3 separate regions of the Homo sapiens genome follow, and all the other regions are linked to region 1. The links are chromatin loops, found by intact Hi-C in ENCODE. Cell type or tissue: heart left ventricle. All regions are shown on one strand.

Evidence for each region. A loop is a pair of places that touch in the nucleus more often than their neighbours do. Peaks named below come from ENCODE experiments on the same cell type or tissue, not always from the same donor. Only the 100,000 strongest peaks of a DNase experiment are listed, where the experiment ranks them.
Region 2: a loop joins it to region 1, with 10 times the contacts of the local background. A loop is called at or near these places in 45 of 110 quality-filtered maps.
Region 3: it touches region 1 in a loop (2.1-fold over the local background); 5 of 110 quality-filtered maps call a loop at or near these places.

What each region holds. Positions count from the first base shown.
Region 1 is chr4:100,417,637-100,425,636 of GRCh38, reverse strand. It overlaps EMCN (endomucin), which reads left to right. Exons shown (of 12, transcript NM_016242.4): 6 at 2,233-2,325; 7 at 2,557-2,616; 8 at 4,260-4,355. It overlaps LOC124900740 (a long non-coding RNA gene), which reads right to left and starts at 4,266. Exons shown (of 2, transcript XR_007058203.1): 1 at 4,199-4,266. In heart left ventricle, a CTCF peak has its summit at 4,075; no DNase peak of the experiment used is centred here; H3K4me3 peaks cover 402 bases.
Region 2 is chr4:100,738,174-100,746,173 of GRCh38, reverse strand. No RefSeq gene overlaps it. Among named protein-coding and RNA genes, the nearest start is that of LINC01217, 49 kb to the left of the region's middle. RefSeq lists an enhancer at 7,375-7,454. In heart left ventricle, CTCF peaks have their summits at 3,964 and 7,166 (motif pointing right); no DNase peak of the experiment used is centred here.
Region 3 is chr4:100,651,247-100,659,246 of GRCh38, reverse strand. No RefSeq gene overlaps it. Among named protein-coding and RNA genes, the nearest start is that of LINC01216, 20 kb to the left of the region's middle. In heart left ventricle, no CTCF peak of the experiment used is centred here; no DNase peak of the experiment used is centred here.

The DNA.
Region 1 (8,000 bases):
ACAGTTTAAATTTATTTTTACTCATATAATTTTCACAATACCATGATGTAGAACTATTATAATCTCCATGTATATATGTGGAAACTCAGGCACATAGAGGTTAAGCAACTTGCCCAAGATTCCACAGGGGTAAGTGCTAGAGTCAGATTTGTACCCAGCTATCCTGTCTTCAGAATCATGCTCTTAGCCACTCTGCTATAGCTCTCCTATACTTCCTCTGGCAATGCCACTTTGTTAGTAATGTAGGATAATACAGTCTCAACAAAAACTGTGTAGATCATCAGGCTCTGAGCATGTCATGGATTCCGCATCTTAGTCACAGAAAGAATAACATTAGGCTCATGTTTTATGGATTCAGCCAAGTACCATAATTTCAGCAATATGATCATGCTAAAACACAGAGCTTCTCAAACTGTAGGTTAATTCCCATTATTGGATCATGAGCAGTAATTGTGTGTGTGTGTGTGTGTGTGTGTGTGTGTGTGTGCTGGATTCAGAAATAATTTCTTAACTGAAGGTTGCAGTTTAAAGAAAAACAAAACAAATTTTTAAAGTATTTGTTCAAGCAGCCACCAAATCTTTCCACTATGAAGTCTTAACATTTTGGCCTATCCATGGGTCATTAGCAATAACCATTGGCACTGGGCAATCAACACGTTTTAAGCAGGGAAGTTGGGAGTTTGTTCTGACCCAGACACATTACAATCAGTCCTGAGTCTGCCATTTAGCCTGTCTACAGGAAGGTAATATGGTAGGACAATTAACCCTTGAGAAATCCCAAAAGGATTAACATCATTGGTTATTTAATCAGCCACCTTCTTTTCCACCAAGAAAACTGAAAGAGCATTCATCCTCACTAAACTACTTGACACTGGAAAAGGCAGCTGAAAGTACCAAGGTTTCAGCTAGTTCCCACTCTTTCATTTAATATTCCTTTTTCTGCCTGCTTAGTGCACTAGCCTGACATTTTTCTTTGTTCTTATGGGCATATATCTAGCTTCCACCCACAGATCTCTTGCATGGCAAGAACGGTACAGACTCTGAACGTTATTCTTCACCCACAGATGTCAAAAATGCATGAGCATGCAGTGCGTGCTGGGATGTGGGTGGTGAAGAAGGAATGAGCCAAGGCAGTCATAGAAATATCAATTTCTTTGGTGCAATTATACATGGCCTCAATACGCCCAAGGAGCCATAATCATAAGAAGTGCCTCTTAGTGTCAGCTACATTTGACTGCATACCCCCTGTACCCAGAGCTCCATGTTGGGTGTGTGGACAAGTATGGCCCTCACACTCTAGGAACTTGCAATTCAGTGAAGAGGCAAGGCAAACAGGCATGATTTAAATAGAGCACTTCATACTGCACGAGGAAGAGAATACATTTTCAAAAAGTTTTCTAAGTACAAATTGTACTTTATTCCAAATTCACAAGAATAAATGTTTTCAACTTATACAATACTTAATTATTTATATTTCCTTTAAACTTATTGACAGCTATGGATTTTGAATAGTAGATTTTTACTTATAATTTTTGCTTCAGTCCTTCTGATTGAAGATGGCAAATGTTAACTAAACAAACAAATAACGATAACAATAAATTTTTAATTTATATTTTCCTTGGAAAAAAAAGAGCACGGATGCTAGTGAAAAAAAACAGTCAAGTAGCATTACTCTAGAAAAGGCACATAATAAAACCAGCTGCTGAACTTTAGGGATGAAAATGAAGGAGTCTTCTTTGATTTTTCCTCAATTCTTCTAACCAAAGCCTCAACTGCAATTTTTTTCTCTTCAATCACTGATAAATACATAAAATCTGACGTCCTGTGCAGTTATGATCATTTTAACTATGTGTGATAGAAAAAAAACACTATCACCCAAAGTTATAATATCTGAAATTTGAAAAATGCTTTTGCATAGATTTACATCCCACAAGAATCTTATGCAGTAGGTTATACAGGCTGTAATCTACGCTAAAAAACTTACTGAAGTTTTCTTGGCGAGTTCCTGAAGATGTAAAACTGATACTCAGGCTTTGTGATTCTAAATTTAATTATCTTTCCAGGAGGAATGGATGAACTTATGGTTTAGTGTTATGATTGCATTTATCCTACTATTTGACAATAAATAGTTTTCACAGATCTTCAGAAAAGCAAACTGTTTGAATCTGCAAAGAAATCCCATATGAAGGCTTAATACCATAGCCTGATTCTGCATTTGTAATTTTCATACAGGTAGTGTTCTACAACCAGATGCATCACCTTCTAAAACTGGTACATTAACCTCAATACCAGTTACAATTCCAGAAAACACCTCACAGTCTCAAGGTATGATATCTGTGTGCCTGAGTGGAAATCTGCTCTACCTGACCCTTTCTTGACTGAAACCCTAACAATCTTGACTCACAAAACAGAGCTCCTTCAGAATGAGACTGAATCTTTTGCACTTGCAGCATCATACCTACAAATCATGGCTGTTTCCTTAAATGAGGGTGGAGGGAGGACTGCAAGAATTGGCACACATTAACCAAAAGTGACTTGTTTTTTTCTTTCTTAAAGTAATAGGCACTGAGGGTGGAAAAAATGCAAGCACTTCAGCAACCAGCCGGTCTTATTCCAGTGAGTAACAGCAATGCCTTCATTCATGGCAGTAGATATGCAGAATGTTTGAATGTGACCAGTAAAGGAGAGGAATCAGATTATGGGCAGCCTTTTCTCAACTTTACTGAGCCTGCAATCCCATTACAATCCCATCTAACTGCTGCCTGCTCTGAAAATTTCCCACAAGTGAGTCTTAATGACAAAAAAAAAAAAAAAGAAAAGAAAGAAAGAAAGAAAGAAAACAGAAGAGGAAAAAAAGCACAGTTTGGCAATTTTTTTCTTAGTTTAGTGTTTAACAATTACGATCAAGGGCCAAGGATGACTCGATGGGACTAGTTTCAGATAAGTCAAAATGCACAGGTAGAGGTCCCCATAAAAGTGAATTATTTCCAAATTATCAGGTTGTATACCCTGAATATATTTTATTTTTGTCAAGTAAATAATTAAAATAATAAATAAATTATATCAAAAAATGAATTGTTTGCCTTCATAGAACATTAAAAACGGCCTTTAAGAAATGTTCCATTTTAACTAAAACCTATATATGTCATATAACATTTATGTGTGTGCTAAGACTGAATACAGAATATTAAATAACTTCCTTAGTAATTAAGAATAAAAAGACAATATTCAAAACTGTTATTATAAAAGGCTCTATTAAGTTTAGTTAAACCCATTCCATTAAATAAGTCATCATAGAAATTACTGACCTGCTGATTCACGGCATCTTCATTTGGGAGGCAATAATGATTTCACCTAAGGTCTATTATGAAATCAGCAGAACTTACTTAAAACAAATATTTAACTCTGACAATGGAAGTGTAAACCATCCTACAGATGAATTGGAGAGTAAGTCTCACCCCTGATAAATATATAAGGAGTACATATGAAAGCAAATATGCTAAACTAATAGTCATCTTAATTTCCTTTAGTTGTGTGTCTATGACAGCTCTCTTGCTTTTATCACTGTACTTTTAACCTTGGAAATAACCATCAGAAAAGAAGGAAAGAAGGAAGGAAGGAAGGAAGGAAGGCAGGCAATACTCTTCCTCTTAATACAAATATGAAAAACTCACCCTAAGTTACTGCAGCAACATCACTCCCCCAAACAGACACACATACACATCTCTCTTGAATCATGTTCATTTTCAAGAATCATCTTCACTGTGGTATCTACTTACATTATTTTATGCCTTTTCTAGTTTTAAGGTATTATTATAGAAAGAAATTTGTGAGTGTTTTAGAAAGCCAGCATTAGGACTAAAGCAATCCCCGTTGGGTTATATATATTTTGGTAACTTCATTATAAAGTACTAAAAAATGTAATGAGTGAATGAGGATTTAATTATAATCTAGAGTACATCTTCTGCTTCTCCAGTCTCCCATCTCCCCACTTCTTCAGTCTCCAGGAAGATGGGGGCACTCTCTCTTAAGGTTGGAATTTTGTTTCAGAAAGGTTACAAGACTGACATCAAGTGGTTATGTCAAAGATGACAACTAGAGCAAACCCCATGAATCAGAGGAATCTTTGCCTAAAATATGTTTTTAATAGAATGATATTTAAAGAAGAAAGGAAGTACTCATGCTTTGGCTCACTTACCAAACTATCGCTGTGAAATTCAGTAGCCACTCTAATTGACAATGTCTCCAATTCTTTTTAGGTATTATTTTGCCGGTGGTTATTGCTTTGATTGTAATAACACTTTCAGTATTTGTTCTGGTGGGTTTGTACCGAATGTGCTGGAAGGCAGATCCGGGTAGGTAACAGTGTTTTGTTTTGTTTTCCTGAAAGAAGAATGAATGCTCAGTTTAAACTTGATTTTAAATTCTTAAAGGGAGAGAAAAGTTATAGAAAGAAATGAAATGTCATATTTCCTGATCACAGAAACAAAGGACGAAGGGCACAGACACCCACTGAATGCTAGTGAACTGCAGAGTGGGAACTAAATACTATGAGTAGATATTATCAAATATAGGGAAATTCTTTTTAATAAAATAGCCCAAATTTTATGGGTGGTCAGGGGAATATGATAGTAAAGAGGGCATAACAATGACATAACTTGTCTATGGTAAAGATTAACTCCATTTCTATGTAACAGAAAATAAAGAGGGAGATTGCTAAGAATTCAGCTCAGGGGCCCATAATCTCAAAAAATGTCCCGTGACTAATTTCCCTCCTGGGAGACACACCCAACGAAAGTATCTTCCAAGACCATGTTATATTTTTTATCCTTTTTAAAAATAAACTTTCTATTTTAGAGTAGACTTAGAGTTACAGGGAAGTTGCAAAGATAGTACAGTGAGTCACCATACCTAGTTTCCCTTATTCCCTTATTAAGATCTGATGGTATGTTTGTCACAATTAGTGAACTAATACTGATAAATTATTGTTAACTAAATTCTGATTTCTTTTAGTCTTTACTCAGTCTTTTTTCTGTTCCAAGAAATTTGCCTCTTCTTTACTCAACCTTCACCTAAATACCCCTTCAACTCCCATGGCTCAGCTGTCATGTTACCGTAATTGCAAACTATCTTTCCACTTCACAGCCCAGCCCTGGTCGTATAATGTAGTAGCATGTATCCATGCCCTCATCCATACTATTCCTTCTGGAATATCCAGCCCACCTCTTACCTTTCATAACATACCTAATCTCCAACTTACCCATTAGGACTCAACTCAAACACAAATTTACTGTATCTTTTTATAACATACCACTTCTTCAAGCAGAATGAATTCTACCTTTAATTGTATTACTACAGATTTGGATTATATCATTTATCATACCATAGTACAGTTACTTATTTCTCCATGTGCCTACCTCTCTTGAAAGTCAGGCAACCCTTCCAAGTCACAAATCACATATTGTTCACATTGCATGCTACCTAATATATAGCAGGCCCTTACTATATACTTATTGAGTTACATTTTTAAAGGTACAGTAAATAGAATTCTTCTTCCCCACTTTAATTCTAAATATGTCACAAAAAAATCTAAGTCTCATAAACTGTTAGAAGGTAAAAAGCAATTATTTTTATAATGTATATAAGCTGCATTATTCTTTGTTTACCTCATGGACAGTGTGCCCCCCAGGACACCAGTGAATGCTATCCCTAAAGCCACCTGCTCACCATGCATTGCATGGACAGTTGTAGTATGATAACGACAGTACCAAGAGAAGCTAGGAGACCAAAACAGCAGAGTTCATTTTAGCTCTTGGTGAAAAGTAAAAACAAATCAATGCCTTTTCCTTTGGGAATCAGTGAATAAACTTCTTAATGTCTGAAACATGTCTCCTTGTTCAGTTTTCAGAGGAGAAACAGCATTTTTATAAGTCAGTTTAATTTCTCTAAGTTTCTGAACTACCTACCAATCCTGTCTTTTACTGAAAATCAGCCTGAGAGTGTTGAGTAAGCAGGATATGTAAAAATTAATGTGCTAAATTTATTTGTAAAAATATGCTATACTAAAAATTACTTTACATAGGAAGATTTAAGAATGTATTATTTGAAAAGTTGACCTTTTCTATTAAAGCGGTTTCCATGGATGTATAAAGTTCCTACCACTACGGATAGCTATTCTGAAGACATGAGTATTTTAAAGTCAAGTTTGGCAATTGTACAATTAGCCAAATCTTTTTGGTTGTTGTTAACTTTGTTTCTGAGACAGAATTTACAGCACTGTTATCATTAAATTAGCACCATTAAATACCTGCAGTTAATCACTCTTCAAGTATGTGGGAGAGACTTTATCTAGTTTGGGAAATTAGTAAACCCATTCTGCTCTGTGGAAGACAACATGAATCAGAGATTTCCGTAAGAAATGAAGCTTATCTGGACAAGGTTGACAGTGGACTGAACTTTAACCAAATAAGAATGGTATATACGCAGAAAATAGTCTGTTGGCTTGCATCTATCTGCTAATGAGACTATCGCTATAGTTTCCTAGGGAAAAAATATTAAAACAGGCATATAAAAATCTCAATACATTTTGCTGGAGAGAATGCGGAGAAAAGGGAAACCTCGTACGCTGTGGGTGGAAATGTAAATTAGTACAACCACTATGGAGAACAGCTTGGAGGTTCCTCAAAAAAACTAAAAATACAGCTACTATATGATCCAGCAATCCCGCTGCTGGGTATATACGCTTAACACAGGAAATCAATATATCAAAGAAATACCTGCAGTCCCACATTTGTTGCAGCACTGTTCACAATAGCCAAGATTTGGAAGCAACCTAAGTGTCCATCAGCAGATGAATAGATAACGAAAATGTGGTGCTTATACACAGTGATGTCCATTCAGTCACAAAAAAGAATGAGATCCTGTCATTTGCAACAACATGGATGGAACTGGAAGTCATTATGTTAAGTGAAATAAGTCAGGCACAGAAAGACAAACTTCCCATGTTTTTATTTCTGGAAGCTAAAAAATCAAAACAATTGAACTCATGGAGCTAGAGAGTAGAAGGATGGCTACCAGAAGCTGGGAAGGGTAGTGGAGGGGAAGTGGAGATGGTTAATGGGTACAAAAATGTATGAAGTATGGGTAAAACCTAGTATTTGACAGCACAACAGGGCGACTATAGTCAATAATAAACTTAATGATACATTTTGAAATAACTCAATGAATATAATTGAACTGTTTGTAACACGAAGGATACTTGAGGGGATGGATACACCACTGCCATGATGTGATTGTTATGCATTGCATGCCTATATCAAAATCTCTCTTATACCCCATAAATATCTACATCTACTATGTACCCCCAAAAATTATAAATGAAAAAAACTCATTTTAAAACAGGGCTATTAGCATCACAGGTGATATTGTATATGACACATAGGAATCAAAAAATGCTGTTAAAACCTTACTGATGGAGCAAAGATGAGGTTAAGTCTAATTGGTGAGCAGCATATGGTGCCATGGGTTAAATCCTACGTATTAAGAGTTACGATGGCAATATCTTAACCAAGATGACAGAAATAGAAGCAGCCAAAATATGAGTGGAAGTTAAGGTCTTTATAAAACAAGGATAGTCAAAGCCAGGAGAATTATATTCAAAGGGCATACTCAATGACAAGATTTAGATTACATATAAAAGGAAATCTAAGAAACAGAAGCTGCAATGGAATAAAACCAGACCAAAGGAGCACAACAAGGGGAACCTTATGCAATCACATTAAACAGCTGGCCTGATTGGCCATAGATTAATGCAAGATTTGATCACCAACATTCACTCCAGAGAGGCCATGTCCTTGTGCAGAATGAATCATTCTGAGTTCTCACTCTAAACCCCAGGTGTTTTCTATCAGACAGCTGTGAAGCAGCCTGGCAAAGAGAACAAAAGATTAGTTGCAGCTAGTAGCCTCTGCGACATTTTGCAGGGCTCTTTTGAGAGGCTG
Region 2 (8,000 bases), 320 kb before region 1:
GCTGATCTTGGTGAAAAGATGCTCCAACTGCCTGGCGATCTGCATGAGTATGGGGCAGAGAGGGCCCTGCTACATCATGGTCTATGTGCAGGAAGCGTGAAGTGGCTCAGGCTGCTGATCCAGGTAAGTGAGTTCTCCAACCGCCTGATGATCTGCCTGGGCATGGAGCAGAAAGCACCCCATTGCCCCATGATCTCAGGGGAGAAGGCTGTGGCATCTAGCAATGATACTTGCAGACTGGTTCTAGGTCTCCAAGCTGGCTCTGCCTGGAAGTCTCATTGTCCTGGATAAACTGCATACAGAAAGTTTTATTAAATAGTGTAGGCTCTAGATAATCCAACTGACATGTTTATGAACAATAATATATGATAACAATCTTTTTTTCGAAACGGAGTCTCGCTCTGTCACCTAGGCTGGAGTGCAGTGGCACAATCTTGGCTCACTGAAACTTCTGCCTCCCAGGTTCAAGCGATCCTCCTGTTTCAGCCTCCCGAGTAGCTGGGACTACAGGCATGCGCCACCATGCCCAGCTAATTTTTGTATTTTTAGTAGAGGCAGGGTTTCACCATGTTGGTCAAGCTGGTCTCAAACTCAATCTTAAGTAAGGGACATAGAGTAGCAGTTCTGCTCTGTGATGTTGGGAATGTTCTATATCTTTACTGTTCAATAGAATTTTGTGAAATAATGTGCATGCTTTATATCTGCACTGTCCAATATGGTAACCACTAACTGCATGTGGCTATTGAATGTTTAAAATAGGTTTAGTGTTACTAAGGAACTAAATTTTTATTTTTATTTAATTTTAAATAATTTAACATAAATAATGATAGGTGGCTAGTGACTACCATGTTAGTAAGTACAGTTCAGTATTTTGTTTTAAAAGCAGAGAAGTATTGACTGCCTTCTTCAATGCCCAGTATATACTCAGTATTTAGTGATTCTTATATAAAGGAATGCCTACATGCTAAAAGATTGAAAATTGAATGTTTCTGCAGGAGGGCCTAATAAATCAAGCGAATGCTTTACTACTTCAGTATAAAATAAGCTATTCTTCTTTCAGTTTGATCTAAATTATGTCACCGATTCAGTTTTTCCAGGGTTCTGAGGTTAGAATAAAGAAAAAATATAGGGATTAAAGACTGAGGAGGCTTGGAAAGTTCAGAGAAATTTGATTCTGACAACTGGGAGATAATTTCATGTTAATTTTTTTCCTTATTATGGTTTTAGTAAAGGTCTGTACCAAACATAAGTGTAAACTGATGTGAACTTTTCTTTATTTAGAAACCTGATTCCTGGCCTAAAAGAGGAGCTGTTTTATATCCTTACATATAACATCAATTTTCCCTTCTTCAGTCAATGATCAAAGAAGTCAATTTACTTCTAGTTTATTCAGTAAAGAAATTGGAACTCCCACTTGTGCCTGGAACACAAATTATAAAAAATAATGTAGTCTTTTAATCAATGTCCAGAAAGCAAATGAGGAAAGCTAGTTTTTCAGGAAAAACAGTAACAACATTAAATTGGCCTCTTTATGAAGTCCATAGACTGACTTATACATTATGAACTTGTAATCCTATAAGAGTAGCAAGAACAATATAGAATTGCTGTGGAGGGAATGGTGTGCAAAGAGAAATGCTATCAGGGGAGGTGAGCCAATAGCATGTATAATAACTACTCTCTTGTATTTGTGTGCCTGCAAGAGTTTTACGGTACTCAGCCCAAACATGAACAGAGGCCCTCTGGCTCGATTCTAATTTCACCAAGAGAGCCTTCTTGATGTAGCCAGCCTTCCTTTATTAAAATGTCTAAGACTTTTAAAGAAGGCAAAGCTACTATAAAAACCCCAGTAAAATTGGTTTCTGGTACTATAACGTATTTTGGATATCTTATAAGTCCATTGATACTTTTAAGATTTTTGCTGCCTAGTCCAATATATTTTTTGGAATGAGCTCATTATGCTGCCATAATGAGTAGCCCCCAGACCTCAAGGTTTAATCCAACAAAGGTTATTTCCTGCTCATTCTTCACCTCTTGTAGGTCTGCCAGGGGGCTCTGCTCATCATAGTCACTCATTGCCCCAGGCTGACCCAGCCTACACCTTGACATATGCTTTCAAGTTGCCCAAGGCAGGGAAAAGGGAATGTAGCCAACTACATAGTGGCCCTTAAACCTTTGGCCTAGAAGTGACACAGGTCACAACTGCTACATTCATCTGGACAAATGCATGTTATTTGGTGATGCCTAACTGTTGAAGATGTAAAGAGGTACAAATCTATCACGGGCCTCAAAAGAGGGGAGAAGTGAATATCTGAGTAGCCTGTAGGTGGCTAGCATGTACCAGGGTACAGTTCAGTTGGACACTAAAGACATTCAGAAAGGAAATGATTCCATACTCCAGTACATTTGAAAACTTTGAGTCAAACAAACCGACCTATATTTCTTCATTGTGGGATTGTTAGTATTTAATGCTGTGAAGTGGATTGTGAATAATTAAGAACGTGTTATAATATGAGGAGTTTTCCAAATTCATTAAACTCATTAAAAAGAAAAACTTTTTTTCTTCACATAGCATCTGGAGAAACATTCTTTGCTCGGTGCTCTTTCCAAGATGGATTTCATGGTACTTTCTGAGCCCCTCTTCAATTTATCTAATTTATCTTTATTTAATAGGATAGTTTACATATTATTCATTAAAATATTTGATGCAGAGAGATAATAAGTAATAACTTTTGTAAGTAAAGATCATGAATGTCTAAACGAAGCTCCTTTTTCCAGAAAAGTTATACATTAGAATTTTAATGATGAATGTTAAAGTATATGGTGGCAGATAGACTAAGAGGCCTACTTCAAATTTCTTTGAGGCTCTAAAGAAGTGTCCATGGCTTTGTCTATACCACCTGACTATAGTACTTCTAAGTTTAAAGTTCAGGAGAGATTTAGCTTTTAAGAGCCTGCCAGATTGCAAGGTGTGATTTATCTAAAACTTCAGTGAGATAAAAATTAATTAAAGTTTATTAACTCTTGCTCAGAATAATATATTCTGCTAATTTGGAGAAAAAATTGTTAGCAATTGTTACATGGTATATGGAAACTAGATTAGAATATTTAGGGATAATAACAGGTTTTCACATATTTTTAATATCATACAATTTTGTATTAAAAATTGACACTTTATTTCTTGTATGAAGAATTACAACATATGAAGATAACAGTTAAGTAAAAAGAAGAGAGAAGTCACTAATAATGACAAGTCATTCAAACAATGAAAAGTGATAATGAGAAATTCAAATGAGAAGTAATTAATGAGTCACTTATCTAAGATGCTTATTCAGTTACATTACCTGTTAGGAATGAAGCTGTGTATCATAAAGCAAGTTACGAAAATTTTATGTGAGGAGACAAAATCAGAGTCACAAAATCCCTATGGTAAGATTTCTAAATTCTAGGCACATATTCAGTTCCCAATTACCCTTATTTTGTAAACAACTCTAACTAGGGTAGTTATTTGGTTTATAACTATAGGAAATCATGGGAATTGACAAGTGGGATTATGTACTATGGGCAGTGAAAAGCAAACAGAGAGTCTAGACATGTGACTGAATATTCTACTGAGTTAAATACTCAAAGGAGACAACAGTCTGAGATGCCTTTGCCTAGGATCAAATTTGCACTTGAGAAATATCTCTGATCTAGCATAGTAATTTATATTGATGATAATTATCTGTAGTCATCAAAATTGTTAATTATTTTCAGTGCAGTAGCTAAGACATTAGGGACTTGTGCAGTATCTTTGAAGAGGCTTTCTATCCAAAACTACTAAATAAAAGATATGTAAAAGCACGGATCCTGTGTAGCTGTCAAACTCAACTATCCAAAATGATTCATTCTCCAAGTACTTTTTTTTCTTTCTCATCTCGGTCATGTAAAACATCTCACAACATCATGTTGACCCATAGGTGGCAATATTGGTATTGTGCGAGTCAAGTCAAAAAGATGGGGGTGAGTAAGGCAACATAATTTAATAGCGCAATGAAGAAAATGATTGAATCTGAAATCCAACTTTGATGAACATAAAATAACTTTACCAAATCTTCTGGAATTTAGCCCTTACTTACAAAATAACCCCCACTGATTTATAGGCTTGGATTTGAAAAAAAAGTCTAAATTATATGTCCTGAAAAAATGTTATTGTATTTTGAATGTATTTTTGTTTATGTATAGTGGTTTGTTAAACTTTGTATTAAACCAGTTTTTCACAGCTATATTCCTAATATCTTTGTTTACATTTAGGAATATTAGGGTAAAATCCAAATTATACTGTCCAATATCTACAACTAGGAATTGTGTCAGCAACCTTGTGGAGGACTCAGGGACCACTTCTGGATGAATTAAGGCCGTTGGTCCCCAGAACGCTTAGTGAATTTCTGATGTCCATTGAAATAATGATTATATATAATGTCTTATGTGGTGAAAGGACCCTTCAGCCCTTTAGGACAATATGTTTTAATTGTTTTTAAGCTAATTTAATATTTCTTAAAGTTTGTAAACCCATGTGCCTATTTGTTCAACACAATAATCTCACAGCATCTCTTCTACCCCTTCCTAGATTCTGATACTTCACCTTGGGGAGAGGTATAGCTTTCTGTTGAAAACTGTGCTCTTCAAATCATCCCACCATTTTACTTTTCTATAATGTGTATAAATATTTTTCTCATTTTTCATTATAAAATTATAACATTGATTATGCAGGCATTTTCTTTTTTGCCCTCTAGTAACTCTGATATACTCCATCTCTCCAAGTTGATCATCATAGCCCTGAATAAAATCAGTTTAAGATGATAAATATGACAGTGAATAGAAAACAAAGAGAGGTATGTGCATGTGTGTATGTGTGTATGTTTGTGTGTGTGTGTGTGTATGTGAGACACGGAGAGACAGAGAGGGAGGGAGAGAGAAACAGAGACAAAGACAGAGAAAGAGAGACATACAATTGCGTGGCATAAAAGAAACACTGACAAACTTTGAAAAATTTTAAGTGACAAAAATAAACATTATGCAGTTTCTCTCACCTTCTAGACCTGAGATATCTAATACAACAACAAGTATCCACATGTGGCTATTTAAATTTTAGTAAAGTTAAAAATCTATTTCCTCAATCACATGAGCCACATCTCTAGTGCTGAATATGCACAGGTGGCAACTTTATTGGATGGTGTGGATATAGAACATTTCATTATCACAGAAAGCCCTATTGAACGGTGCTGCTCTATACTTTAAGTTCCTTGGGTTATGATCCTTTTAATTTTCTATTTCCCTACCTAAAACTTTGTATGTTAGAGGCATTCAGAAAATACTTGCTGAGTAAAAATAAAAGGGGATTTCTATTAAAAAGTCTAGAAAAAATTGTGAAAAGCTTCAGGGACTAATTTGATTATTTGGTTTCTTATTATAGAGAATATGAAATATTACATATGCAATATATGTAAATACAGATGTATAATATCGGTATTCATTGGTACTTCTAGTCTTATCTCCGGCTTCCCTTTCTCATTCCTTATAAGGCCACCATGGAAAAGCCTTTTGTCCAAAGTTCTATGCTGCAAAGGGACAAATTAGTCCCAACAATGGCTTTCCAAGCACACTCCAAAGATTGACCTGGCATTCGTTCCATGTTGTTCTCTTTAATTAATATTAATTAATTCACTCCTTTCTGGGTTTTCAATTTGCCTAGATAAGGCATTATAAATTAGAAAATGTAACACATTCAGTTTATAATTTAAAGGGCTCTCAGCTGATAGTTAATTAGCTTGATTCAGGAAGGATAAACCAAAAGAATGAATTTTTAATGCTAATTTAAAGGACATTAGTTGCTATGGGCAGAATGATTAAAATGCCAGTTTGAAGCAGGAAAATTAGAATGCAGCAGCAGTGGCAATCATAGATTATCAGTGGTTTTTGTATATATGCCAGGATTATAAGACATTCTGTCACCTGCCTATAGAAAAGCTTGACAAGTTCTGGAGGGTTATTTTGGTCTAAGACACATGATGGGTAAATCTTAATTGTCTTATCTTTTAACATGTGTTCATCCAAGTCTCCTCAGGGATGCAATAAAGTAGAGTTATATTTTAGAATGAGATGTATTTACCTGGCTTGATGCATTCATCACAAGTAGCAGAGGGTTGACACTAGCCTATCCTTCCAACCTTGTTTAACAACCACTTACTGAGTACCAAGCACTGTCCTAAGCATTTTACAAATACTAACTCAGGTAATTCTCATAACAAATCTATGAGTTTCATACCATGATCATCCCCATTTTTTTTTTCAGAAAGAAAACGGAAGCACAGAACGTTTAATTAATATGCTCAAGGTCACACAGGTTGTAGGTGGCAGGTCCTAGATTTGAACCCAAGCAATCTGGCTTCAGTGACTATACTGTTAACTAGATAAGAAATCCAACTCAGCAGATTATTATCAGCTAAAGACAGCCTCTCAGTTAACTTTAAATGCACTGTTATCAACATCCAAAGATTATCCTCAAAGATGTCATCCTTTCTGAGGAACTCCAGAACACAGACATAGTGAAATGTAAGGAGTTGAGGCTCACTTACTCTATATTTAAAGATCCTTAATGGATCAGAAGATTCTTGGGGATCAGCAAGGTGTCTCTAATGTTGCCAAACGATTAGCAAAAAAGCAAAGACATAAAGTTTCAAACAAAATTAATCTTTTAAATTCAATCACTCAAACATTTTTAAAAACATTTACAATAAACCAGGCACTAGTCTGGGTGCTGGATAGATGTGGATGAAAAAGACACCACCCCTGCTCACAAGGAGCTAAGAGTTTAGTGGGGTGGGGTGGGGGTGGGGGTGGGGCGGGGGAAATGTAGACAAAGGTAATTTTGTTATGGTATAGAAAGCTCAAGAATGGATATTATATCAAGTACTAAAAGAGGAAAGAGTAGGGATAGCTAACCCTTCTCCTGTAGTGAAGAATAATGTTCAGGGAAGGTTTTAAGGGAGGTGAGATTTGAACTGAGATGTAAGAATGAAGACTGAGAAGATTGCAGCATCCCCCAGCCTTGGCATTTTTGACAATTTGGACTGGATAATTTTTTGTTTGGAGGACTGGCCTGTACGTTGGAAGACGTTCGATGGAAGTCCTGGCCTCTACCCACTAGATGCCAGCAGTGTCTTTCCTCAGGTTATGACAATCAAAAAAGTCTTGAGGTATTGTCAGATGTCCCCTGGGAGACAAAATTGTCCAAAGTTGAGAACTACTGAGCTGGGAGAAAAGGTGGTGGGAGGTGGCTGGGACTAGTAGAAAGGGAAAGATGCCTGTCAGGGAGAGGACACACTGGGGATGAAGGCCTGGAGGTAAAAGAACTGGGTATGTATAAAGCTGTTGGGGCATAAGTGTGAGGTGCAATGTGGCCATGAATGGTTTCGATGATGATAGAGGAGGAAAAACTCACTGGTGACCTGGAGAGAACTCGTAGCAAGCACACACAGGCAGGAGATGGACTAAAGGTTACTCTGAATCATAAATTCAGCCAGGCTGCCTTATGGACTTATAAGGAACCAAAGCCAGCATCCACACCAGTTAGGTGGGGCACAAACAGACTGAGTGACTCATTCTGAGCAAAGGAGCTGCACTCTCCCCAAAGGCAGGTTGGAGGCTAGCTAAGTTCAGACAGTGGTTTTTTTTTTTTTTTTTTTTTTAAGGGAGACAGACATGGTCTAACATGAGGAGAGAGGATTGTGTTCACCCTAATCTTTTTGCTATGTAAAGCGTGAGACTGTGTGATAGGATATCTTCAGATCTGACAGCATAAGTGAATTCAGCAAGGCCCCACTGAGAACTAAAATCTTTGGTGAATGAGCTGCCCTATTTAAGTAGATTTTCCAAGATGATGAAAATCCTTAGTGCTTCAGTCCGCTCCCTTTAAACTTTAATCTTATTTTACTTTATATTGCTTTCTTAGCATAAATGAA
Region 3 (8,000 bases), 230 kb before region 1:
TCCAAACCAGAAAATGTTGCATCACTTGTACTGTGGGCATTCATTCTATTAAAGAATTTTAGAGATCTACATAGTCAAAAAGTATTTTTCCCAACAGCAAGTATTATTTCCTTCGAATCCATAGCTTTATTGACATAATTATATATGTATATACCTACTCACTCTAAAATAATGCAATATCCCCTTCATAGCTCATCTGTAAGTTTATTTCATGTTGTTGGCCAAAACTCCACAGATAAAAGGAACTGACCCATGATTAAGAATTTTATTTAATAAAAAGAAAATAAAAACAACACAAATAATTATATTATCATAATTATATTATTAATATGTGGCTTACAAACATATCATTATAATTATAATATTGATAAACCATCATATGTTATTAATGGAAATTATATCTACATAAAATATGCTCTAAAGTGGGGCGTCTTAACTTCAAGCTGAGAGTTTGGAAACTACAGCATATACGTTATGTGTGGGAGAATGAAAAAAAAAAAACACCAGTCACATTATTTTGCTTAAAGAGATTCTTCATATCATTCTAGAAATCCCATGCTATATTTGGATGCTTTTTGTGGCAACATAATAAGCAAAATAACCTTGCTGCAAAACCTAAACCATTTTCTTTACATATCCGTAAGTACTAAACAGAAAAATTTGTAATGCTACTGCTGTTAGAGAATAGAGCAATGTGTATGTTCTGGTTGTGATATATTAAGGGACACAGACAACATGCAGCAAGACCATTTAAATGGAACAATAGAAAAGTGTCTATAAATCCATCTACACACACAAACACACATGTTTAGTTATATTTATGTTGTTATCTAAGTTCATTGTGTGCTGGTTAAGAACATACACTTTAGCACCAGAATGACCTGGATAGAAATCTTTGCTTAGGTTCTTAATGTCAAATTCTTTGTTCCTCATTTATAAAACTGGGGAAAGACTTCTTTATACTTGTAAAACACTTAAAAACATGTTTGCACATAGTAAAAATGGATGATGTTAGTTATATTATTAGAAACTCTGATATTAAGTGGGTTAATGCATCTGACATGATGAGCACAATGTTTGACCCACGGTTGATTTTTTTTGTTATCTTTACATCACTTGTGCCTAACATTGTCAGTGTGGAGTGTGGCTTCATTTTGCACTGGCTTCAACATTCGGTGACAATGGACACTGCTTGAAAATGAAGGTTCTCACGCTTATGATGTGATCTTGAACATAGCACTGATCATGATGATAAATACCTGTGTTTTGCTGTCTCAGAATATTCTAAAGTATGCACTGTCATATTTGACTTCAAAATATCCTCTGAGAAACCAGAGAAATTGTGTAAAATATGTGTTAGGTTAACACGTTTGTGGAATACCTGTTGAGTAAAAGCATCCCAAGGTACAGTACTTCCTCTGAAGGGATTTAAAATCAGGATGGAGATGCAAGGTATGAATACATAAACATAATGAAGTATTATTGAAATCTCAGACTTGACATGAGACATTAATGGAAAAAGCAATTATATCACTGAGGTCACATAAAGATTTATTCTTTGGTATTAAGTCCTAACTTCTCTTGCTAGCAAGCAAAGTTAATTTTTGTAGAAGTACTTGAACAGAAAGTTCTGTGATTCTGACTTCTGGGAAACTGTAGGTCTTGTATTTCTTTGTCATTGCTATTTTATTTCTATTCCTTCTTTTGAATAGTGAGTTGGTTGGGAGGAGGGGATTGCATTAGCTCCACACTGAGTATAAATTCAACACTTCCACTGGATTTCCAGAGCTCAGTGTTGCTCTGGCTTGTCCTATATCTTAAGGCTTATCAAGAAAGTCTTTGTTAACTGCCAGATGGTATGTTGACCTAAGGAAATAAGCCTTTAGCCACTGGAAATCCATTGTGCCAAGTACAACATTCCTAAATGAATATGGAACCAGAGATCATTGTTTTTGGTCACCTACTCACCCAGAAGAGTTGCTGAATCCTGGCATTCCAGTAGGGCTAAGGATGGTGAAATGAGAAGGGACTCAGGAGACCACTTGAAAGTATTTTTCCCTACTTAATTAAGTAATAAAGATTTTCCAGGAAACTCTACTTCCTTAGAGTGTGAAGTTTCTATAAAGTTGCTGACATAAGATATTGAGAAAGAATGTGCTTGGGACTTTATTTTCAAAATATATCCAAACCATATCACCACCTTTCCCACTTCATTCCTGACCCCAGCCATCTTGATCTCTCCTGAGCCACTTGAAATAGTCTCCTACTCGCTCTCTGTGTAGTCATTTCTACAACACTGAGCTCTGGAAATCCAGTGGAAGCATTGAATTTATACTCAGTGTGGAGCTAATTCAAGTCCTTCCTCCCAACCAACTCACTATTCAAAAGAAGGAATAGAAATGAAATAGCAATGATAATGAAATACAAGACTCACAGTTCCCCAGAAGTCAGATGACCCCAGAAGGCCGATGAATTGTTTTAAAATACAAGTCAGGTTGTGACACTCTTCTGCTGAAAACCCTGTAGTGGCTCTTCATCTCACTCTAAATAAAAGCCAGAATCCCTACAATGGCCCAGAATCACTAACTGACATTATTTCTCTATCTTATCACCACTTTGCCTTTCTGTTGCTCTGCTCCCACAATCCTGCCTTCCTTATTGAGCTTTGAATGTAGGACTTGCTTCCACTCAGGGCCTTCAAACATACTGGGGATTGCTGCGAATATATTGTGGAAACACTTTCATGGCATCCAGCATCCAGATATCCACGCAGCTCTGCTCTGCTCTTCCCCTCCTCTGGGCATTCGATAAAATGATACTTTCTCAGTGAGGCTTTCTTTGGACACTCTATATGAAATTAGAACACTCCCTAACACTAACAGTCCATGAACTCCCCTGTAATTTATTTTCTCCATTCTTATCAACAGATATTATCATACAGTTTATTTATTTATGTATTATCTGCCTCCTGCTATTGGAATATAAGCTCTATGAATATACGCATATTTTTCTGTTATGTTCATTGCTAACTCAAACCTAGAAGAATGTCTGGTCCAGAGAAGAAACTCAATAAATATTTATGTTTAAACTGAAGGCAGATAGAAATATTTATTAAGTTTAATAAATAGAATGAATTGTGCTGCGGACTGATGTTTTTCTAAACTCTAACATCAAGGTGTCACCAGTGACTTTAACCTTGAAGTCTTATAGAAACATCTGACGAAGCTCCTTTCCTCCAGCCAGTGAGATCCAAATAGACCATAGCCTAGAGGTCCAACTTGGCATGGCATTTTGGTTCTAATTCTGTGTTTCCTGGCTATTACTTTTTTTCTAATATTGAAACCAGCTACCTTGGGCTGGCTTTAAGGAGCATTCTTATGTGTGTTGCCAGAAGGCAGATTAGAATAAATAAATTTTCATTTCACTCTAAGCATTTGGTAGAACTTTTAAGTATACCAAATTAATAAGGATAATTTATTGATTTATTTGCCTTATATATATGTAACAGTCAAATTGATTTACCATAAAACTTCAAGAGAAAAGGAAATAAAAGAATGTAATTTCTATTTAAGGTATATGTAACTGGTCTGATTTAAAAAAAGGTTGCAAACTAGCTGTCAAAGTTAAAGTCTCATATAAATAAAGACAAAAATCCTTATGTACTTTTAATTTCTTATGAAACACTGCCATATTTGTAGTTGGTCTGAAGAGAAAAAAATTATTTCCCTCAAGTAAGAAATAACAAATGAGGAATAGAATGCATATGATGTGTATTTTTGTTTCAAAAACAGAAAAATCAAGTGACGGAAAGCAATGTGATGTATTTTACATTCCAATTAGTATAGAATCTTATTAAATTAGGAAAAAGTTCCTATTTTCATTATGAATGACAATCATTTATCATCAAAAATTATATTTACATACTTTCATCACAATTTTTGAATTTCTAATCTGCTTGTTTTTATTTCTCACACTCCATTCATGACTAATCTCTTTCTAGCATGGCTTTGGATAATACTGACTTTGTCTTCTTTAAAACAAAATTAAGACAGTAAAATGTGTCAGTGACCATTCACTGGTGCTCTATCAAGTGACAGGGACTATGCTACGTACTTTACACAGTGGATCACTGAAAATTCTATAAGGTAGATATTTCTATTCTCATTTCACAAATGCAAAAATTAAGATTTGGAGATTACAAATTTATGAAAGAGAGGGTATAGCTGCAACTTTAATCAATCTATGGTTCTAAAGCCTATAGTAGTTTCCTCAAACAAACATATTGTTTGGATGAAAATTGTACCACACGTACATGAGAGGAAAGGGTAAATGAAAATAATATGTATTAAATGTTTACTACATGCAAGCTTGCGTTCAATGCTTTTGTTATTTCAAAAATCCTTTGTCAAAGCACTAAGAGTGCATCATTCCATTTTACAGATGAAAACACTGAGTTAGAAAGAGGTTACGTATAAGCAACTATCAAGGAGTTTAACTGGAAGTCCTACTCAGATCTGCTGCCTCCAAATGGCATACCAGTTACACCACACTAAAGTTGGGTGAAGTATGGAATAACAAGTATGCCTAAGATATGAGTATAAATCACTTTCATTGAATTAAGGCTACCTTTGTTCTGTCTCAGAGAGAAATGATGAAGATGAAAATATAAGTGAAATCAGAATCTTTTGTAATTATTTTTCTAATACTTTTTCTATAAATGATGATTCAGTCTTTATTGATACACTTAGAAACTGATTATCTCTCTTATGTTTTTTACTATTCTTGAGTATGTTCTCAATTCAAATCATTTACAAATGAGAAATTAATGAGAAAATATTTTCTGTCCTTATTTGTCTTAATTTAATTATATTTAAATTGGAATCTTATCCCAAAACATGTAAAGGCTACATTTATAGAGAAGAAAGAAGAGGAAAGAGAAAAAATCTTTAAGTTGAAAAGTCTTTATGCGTGTTGAAAATAAACTTATGATACTTATTTTTTTGTCTTTCAAATAGAAGAAAGTGTACAATTAAAGTCAGATATAGAGATTCAAAATGGCTGCCATTGTAACTGAGTATTTTCAGAGTGACTGAGATGCTGTATTTCATAACCCTGTAATGAAAGACCCTGTGCCTAGAATAATCCTTATGCATGGGAGAGCAGAGCTAAGGTTGCTGTGGGAGTATTCACTCTGGAATTTATGATTTATTTGGGATTAAAATCAGATATTTAACATTTCTGCAAATACAGCAATCAGGTTGAATTCACTTGGAAACGGGAGTGAATTAGAAATACCCTCTGAACTTCTGTCTTCCAGTTAAAAACAATGAAACTGACATGGCTTTAATGACCCTAGCTTTGTCTGGATCCCACACAAACTACCCATGTCCTGTTCCACATAGTCACTCACTTCAACCATGTCCTGGACCTTCTATTTTCAAGAGAAATAAGTATAAAGGAGAGAAAAACAATCAAGATTTCCTGAGAGGCTTTTATAATTCCTGCAGATTCTGTGAGGTGGAGGAGATAACTTTTTCTTTCCTCAGAATTTTTATTTACAGACCAAGGATGAAGAGTCAACTGACATTTCTGTATTATAGCTAGTTCCAAAGGAAAACCTAACTGTCACAAATTTTTACGCATGCATCAAAAATATTAAATACAAGAAAATTGATAAATGGATAAAAATGTGACTACCTACAGCCTCTCTGCAGTTTTATAACTTCTTTACAAAGTAAATATTGTTTTCAGAACATTCAACAATATTAGTGAAAACTCAGTGTATGTGGACCTAGTTCAAATGCACTAATTGGTAAAGCTAATTTTTTTTAATGTTGTAAAACCCAGTGTTGGCTCACACTGCATTCATCTGCCTTTGTTCAGTCACCACATCACATTTTCTATGTGGAACTTTAAAGCAAAAACTTCTCAGCTAGGGAACTGCTGAATGAGCTCCTTACTTATCCATAAAAGACTGTGCCTCACTTAATGACTACATTTTGTGAGGGCAAAGGGGGTTATTGTTAATTTTTCCCCACTAAGTTCTATGGACATTTTTGGAGTTTTAAAGAGCAGAAAACAGTATAGATGTGTATTTACATCAATAATAGAAGCTGAATCACATACTGAACTCTATCCTAAAGTTTTCAAATTGTGGCTTTTGATTTCTCCTAAATAAAAGACGAATGTACCAAGTGAAAGAGGGACTAGGAATTGTGACAGAGCCGAGGAATATCTTAATGTACATATTAACATACTATCATGTTATCTTACATATAGAATATGTATTTAAAATAAGTCTTGACTTGGCATATTATCCAAGAACTAAACTTCAGGCTTGGCTTTTAGAAATATACAAGTTTAGGGCCAGGTGCGGTGGCTCACGCCTGTAATCCCAGCACTTTGGGAGGCCAAGGTGGGCAGATCACAAGGTCAAGAGCTCGAGACCATCCTGGCCAACATGGTGAAACCCCGTCTCTACTAAAAATACAAAAATTAGCTGGACGTGGTGGTGCGCGGCTGTAGTCCCAACTACTCGGGAGGCTGAGGCAGGAGAATCGCTTGAACCTGGGAGGTGGAGTTTGCAGTGGGCCGAGATTGCACCACTGCACTCCAGCCTGGCAACACAGCGAGACTCCATCTCTTAAAAAAAAAAAAAAAAATACAAGTTTAGATGCAGAAAGGATGCTTTTTCCTGGGTCACTGGGTCACTTATGCAGATACTGGCAAATGCTGAGATTACAAGATAAGCCTTCTAATTTTCATTTAAATAGTGGCAGATGCAAAGATTACAAGCTAGGTCTTCTAATTTTCATTCAATCTTGGATTTACTTTCTATGCAAAGCCATACTTTTCATGTTAGATGCAAAATAAGCTATGGACGTGTGACATGTTTGACTATTTTTGTTCTTGGAACATTCTTTTAAATTTTGTGTAGTCCTCTTTTCTTACATTTTTTTCTCTCCCAGAAAGACAATAATTGAGTTCGGATTCTCATACATTACTCTGCCCAAGGGGCAAAAAGTCAATAAAGACATTACTATAATTCCAGCCTTAAGAACAGTAGTCACATGCTATACAGTGTGCACTGCTAGCCAGGTATCCTAAGGTTCACAGATTAAAAGAGTGATAAGCTGCAAGCATATCAGGGAACCAACCACAAGACATAAGATTGGGAAATGGCGAAGGGAAGCTGACATTTCCAAAGAAAAATTGATGTGTCCAAACTTCTCTTTTTACAAAGAAAAAGTTAATGTTTCACAATATGAATAGGAGAAGTAGCCAAGCTGCTGCTACACAGTGGCACTGTGCTCTCTCCAGGACCTCACCTGACTGCAATCCTGCCACTGCGTGCCATTTTGTGACATGTAACATGGCAGATGTTTTATTTTTCTTAATACTTTGCTTCTAGTTATTGCTGCCAGTTTGATTTGTTAGGCCTGCTAGTTTGGGTTTAGAAACAAGAATGAAAGAAAATAATTCATATCTCTGTAATGGCCCATTTGGTTTCTTTCCTTCAGGACTGTCAACCCTGGGAACTGAGTCCTTTACAATCACCTGCAGTCTCAGGTCCACCCCAACCTTGGTAACAAATCTTATTTATTGATAAGCAGGCTGGCAAATCTTTCCAACTTATAAGGAAGAATACAACAGCCACATTTATGTTATTGTATTATGCATTCTCTCTGGTTGAAACGTTTGTTTGTGAAACCAAATTAAGATCAGAAGATTGTGAATGCCTCTTCACAGTGAAAGTAATTAGATGATTAATTAAAAGATAGTGACAAATAATATATAACAATCATCATTAAATACTCATATGTAAAAGAGAAATTATATTTAATTGTAAAAGAAAATAGAGCATATGGGATCAGTGCTCACCAACCTACTAATGGGATGTTGGTGAGATCTTCTGGCTGGAGATTTAGGGCATTAAAGAACCATTCCAACTATCAAAAGATCTTACCAGGTAGAGTCTTTTCTTTGTGAAGACAAGCTGA